Linked DNA regions of Homo sapiens: region 2 is linked to region 1. The links are chromatin loops, found by intact Hi-C in ENCODE. Cell type or tissue: psoas muscle. All regions are shown on one strand.

Evidence for each region. A loop is a pair of places that touch in the nucleus more often than their neighbours do. Peaks named below come from ENCODE experiments on the same cell type or tissue, not always from the same donor. Only the 100,000 strongest peaks of a DNase experiment are listed, where the experiment ranks them.
Region 2: a loop joins it to region 1, with 2.7 times the contacts of the local background. A loop is called at or near these places in 2 of 110 quality-filtered maps.

The regions. Positions count from the first base shown.
Region 1 is chr10:129,030,207-129,032,706 of GRCh38, reverse strand. No RefSeq gene overlaps it. Among named protein-coding and RNA genes, the nearest start is that of LINC02667, 120 kb to the right of the region's middle. In psoas muscle, a CTCF peak has its summit at 985 (motif pointing left); a DNase peak (open chromatin) is centred at 976; H3K4me3 peaks cover 516 bases; H3K27ac peaks cover 292 bases; H3K27me3 peaks cover 2,331 bases.
Region 2 is chr10:129,543,570-129,546,069 of GRCh38, reverse strand. The region is part of intron 2 of MGMT (O-6-methylguanine-DNA methyltransferase); the gene reads right to left. Among named protein-coding and RNA genes, the nearest start is that of MGMT, 78 kb to the right of the region's middle. In psoas muscle, no CTCF peak of the experiment used is centred here; no DNase peak of the experiment used is centred here; H3K27ac peaks cover 1,453 bases.

The DNA.
Region 1 (2,500 bases):
ATCACCGTTTGCACTGCAAACGCGTCCAATGCATGGTGGAAGGAGAAGCAGAGTCAGGAATTCTGTAGCGTGGAATGAGGGTAGCATTGACTTCGCAATCACGCCCTGCACTTCTATAGAACTGGATCAAGCAAAGTCTTCGTGGCGTGTGGACCCCAAGCTGAGTGAGATCATAGGAGCCCTCCTCTGTGTAGACACCAGAATATTTTCAAACTTACTATATCATTGTAGTTATCATGGAAATGGGTTTTAAATTACCGCCTTTTAACGGTGAACCCAGCTAACAGGAAACTTAGAAATCCAGCTGCCTAAGTCAACTGCTAAATTTTTAAAAAGTGAAATACAATATGTAATACGGTTCCCCCCGCACCCCAGCATCTTAAACATCCCTCTCCTTTAAAAATCTCCGGAGTGCTAGGCTATACTAGTTATTACCAATTGAATTTTCAATAGCCAACTTTCCAAGCCCTAACTTTGACAAATTTTATTTCACATTTGTCAAAGGAAATAAAGCTGACAGCATTACAGGGACTGTGTACTAAAAGTAGTATCTCAATTCCAGCAGTCTGTCCAACCTTTTCTTCCCTAGGGGAGCATTAAATCTGGACCCAATTCACAGCTTTGTTTGAACACTATATTTTGCCTTTTCTTTGCACCTTTGATATTTATTTCAGTGTTAAATCTATTCTTCCCTTCATCTATTACCCTGTTTTATTTCTGTTTTTGAGAACCTATATTTTTGCTAATAAATATTCACTGCACCATTTCATCCTGTACTTAATATGCCCAGTGCATGTTTTCTGTGCTAACTTCGCAACAGATTGAGTGGACATTCCACCGTTGCAGCATAGTCATAAAATTCAGGAACTTATAAAACCTACCTTTCCTCTTCCACCATCGCTTTGCTACAGTATATTTTCCGCCCTCTCCTCCCCGCTACTGGCTGTGGCCGCCCTGAGCAGAGCCACAGCTCCCCCCCGTGGCCTCCTGGGGGGATGGCTTCCCGGCCACACCGGAGACTCCCACCTCAGCCTCCTTCCTGAGTTTCCCATTCTGTCCTGGCTACTGCATTTCCGTCTGACCACATTTCAAACCCGGTTTGCAGGCCCCACTTCAAGTGCTGGGAGGTAGGTACAAAAGAAAGCAGCTGGGAAAAAATAATGTCTTCCAAACATAAGCCGACATATGTGTTGGCACTCATGTAGACAATTGGTGATATAGGGCTTGCACTCCCTTTTTTTCTGTCACCCTGCATCTCACACGCACACACAATACCTGTGTTTCTTGAGGGTAGAGATACGGGAGCCGGCACGGAGCTCAGTGCCGTGCAAACCCAGATTCGTAGGTGTGCTCTAGGGTCACCTTTAGGTTGCTTCAGGAAAATCCCCATGCAAGGTTCTTGCCAGATTTGGGGAAATGCTTAGTTTAATGGAAACACTGTTCACTTGGAGTAAGGTAGAATTATAGCCAACTTAAAACAAAAAAAAGCTTAACATATGACAGCGACTCAGCTGGAACCCTGGAACACAGACTGCACGCATCTCTGATCTTCCGCATCACATTAAGTAACAAAGACCAGAGGACTTCAGATATGTACTAGATAGACTGTGTTTGATCACAGTAAAATGCTTCGCCCCATTCCGGACTATGGATTGCCTCATTGATTTTTCTTCTCCCCTCCTTCCTGAAAGAAGGGACTCTTTTAAGTATGTCTGATTCTTTTAATTAGATCATTACTGCTACTGTAATGTTTACTCCAGTATAATCTCTTATGAATAGCATGGGGCTTTTTAACAGTAGATGTTACGCTGCCCCTGGTATCATTTGGGAAAATACACGCAAATAGTTAAGTCTGAATAATAAATATGGCTGCTTTCATACACGCTCGCGTGCGCACACACATGCACATACACAAATTCTTTGAAATCACTTTTGAAAAATACCAGCGTTTCTTGCGACTTAGGAAATGAGCTGCAGTCAGAGCGGGCACATCCGCCGTATTATGCATGTAAATGCATGCCGTCCATGGAGAAACTGGGTGTCGAGTGTCTGTCTGCGTTCGCAAACACAAGAAAGTTTCCACTGCAGTCATCTGAAAGATTTGAAAAGAACGACTTGAATCTGACCCCGATCTAGCTAGCAGGATCACCTAGAATTCTGTTTCTCTTGCCAAGGGTCTTACTTTCTTTTCCTTCCTTTTTTCTTTTCTTCCTTTTCCTGCTACCATGAGTCTATCTATCCATTCTCCCTTCTTGTGTTTTTCATTATGCGTTCTTAACCTCAGTTTGATGATCTGGACCATCTACGGGTTTGGCCGTGGTCAACTGGCTGCCCAGCGACGTAGCTGGGGCGCTTTGTGGATGTGCAGAGAGCACATCGGGAACTGTTCCCGCAGGCTGGGTCTCCCTGCATGTAAGTGCAACTTAAGGCTGTGGACCTGTGCGTGGGAGCAGCTGCACATATAAAAAAAAATCGTGGTCACTGATTTCAAAAGAATAAC
Region 2 (2,500 bases), 510 kb before region 1:
TTTATCGCAAAAAGACCCACTTCCGTCACTTGTACAGCAACTGGAAATAAAAATTCTGGATGAATTTGCCACAAGACAATGCTTCAGTTCAATTCAAAAATTAAACTCATTTAACCTTTAACTCAATTTAAATTCTGAACTGATCAGCACGCAAGAGCTACCCTGTACATTAATATCAAGGAGCTGATCTAATTACTGATAAAATTTTACATTTAACAAACCAAGTATATTGTGAGAGTTTAGAGCTTAAATGACATGAACACTTTTAAAACAAAACTGAAAACTATTCATTAGTTGCAGCCAGTTTAAATATCAGAAAATCTTACAGATATAGGAAGAATAAAAAAGCATTCCAGAAATCAAATTCCAGAGTATGAGAGGTGTGTGTTGGTGGTCGTAGAGGCCAGACGGTTGTGCTTTTGCAAAAGCAGAGGGAGGCTGGCCCGAGATGCAATGGCATCCTGAGGATGGCATCCACAGACGTGGCCCTGGGTAACTGCCACCACCATTTTTGTTTCATCTCAGCTTTTTCTCCTCTAAAACAGCACATCACCGTCCAAGGAGCTCTAATACCAGCACGTATGCGAGCTCATGTCGTAACTTTACAATGACTCATGTGTACAGTAGGCGAGTGATATCACGAGGACAAATCCAGTGCTGAGCCTGAACTTCCAAATCCAACATTACCTGGAGGACACTCTATTTTTAAGACACTGGCACTCAGGCCCCCAGGACAATACTGACTTGAGTTCCCACTGACCAAATCCCAATCAGGATGGTCTCAGAGGCTCCCTCAACTGCAGGCAAGAGTCACAGAGGATTTCACAGGAGAACAGAAGTCACTCCCAGAGTGGCAGTCTCTACTGCAAGTTCAGCTAAGTAGAGGGAATACCCACTTCTTCCCTGAAGTCTTCCCCAGGACTTGTAACCCACCATCCCTCACCCCATCTCCATTTCTCTTATTGGTAAACGCACATTGATGCCAACAACTTCACAGAGGGGTCCCAAGGACGAAGTGCAGTGACGGAAGGACACCTCCTCCCACCAGGCCAGACAGACGAAGCAGGGGCTATTCCACAGGTGCCAGTCCCTCCGAGTCCTCACTTCCTTGACATCTGCCTGACCCCTGGCCACGCCGCCTCTTCTGGGAGAAACAGAGACTCCAGGAGGAAACAGAAATGGGCTCTGAGATGTTTCTGTGGGATACTGTCAGAAATCCCACACTTGGCGTTTCTCACAGGGGTTCATTGAACCTTATTTCCCATACAATGTGGACAAGCCTGTTCACCAGCTTTTCAAGACCACAACTAATTAGAAGCACCAAACTGCAATGAGGCGAGGGGACCGAGAGGCAGGCAATGCAAGCCCAGCGCAGACACAGGGCCTGGGGCCGGGGGCAGGGGTCCACAGGGCCAGACTCTCTGCAACAGAGGCTGATCAGCAGGAGGGGCGTGGCCCACCCACGCAACAGGGTAGTGAGGGCCAGGACCCAACTCCACAGGGCACCAGGGCCATCGAGAAAGGACACTGTCATCTTACCCAATCCCATCAGGGATGGCTGTTGCAAGATTATGAATCCTAGACAGGATACTGTGCACGGGGCTACACCCAAACCCCCACAAGCCTCTAAGCTGGGCCCAAGGCCATGCTGGGGCTTCCTGAGGGTGAAAGCCGCAGTCTGAAGACAACCTGGAAATACCAGGGATTTGAGCCAAGAAGTGACCTTCCTGAAACCTGAACAGACGCCGATGCTGGCTGTGGCGGCAACGTGCCTATCCGGTGGCTGCCACTTCCGGGATCTTTCCTCCCCTGGCCTGCACAGCATACAATGTAATTCTAGATGAGAACTGGATTGTGCCAAGGTTCCATGTTTCCTCCTCATGAAAACAGGGAAAGGATCTCTGTGGCCACATAAAGGAGAGAGGGGCATGATCTCCCCAGAAAAGCTGCCCTCCCTTCACAAACAGAGCCGAACAGAGGTGAAGCCCAATGACTCTTAAATGGAAACTTATTGTTAAGAGCAGGGGATTTAAGGGGTTTTATTTTAACATACCAGAGAGGCAGAAACATCCACCTCTCTCTGCCTGAAGTTAACCCATTTACCTGTTACTCTAAAGTGCTCTTTTACTCCAAATGTTGGAAACTTAAAAAATCTTTTGCTCTGACACTTTGGATCATATTCTGAACTCACCTATTTGTAGCTGTCATTCAACCATTCTTTTCTTCCTTCCAAGAAGTTCCTGGCAGACTTAAAATTAAATGAAATGAACAAGTTTGCTTCTGACTCACAGACACAGGCACACACGTTTGCCATCTCTGTCTCCTTGTAACACAGTTACAAAATTGACAGAAATAAAACTTTTGCATTGCTTTTTTTTTTCTTAGATGAGTCCAGCACATAAGGACCCTAAATCTCAGTGACACTTGTTTAAATACTATCCACCTGGCTGCCACCACTGTCTACTCTGCCCCCAGGTCAGCAAAGAACCAGCTGCAGGGA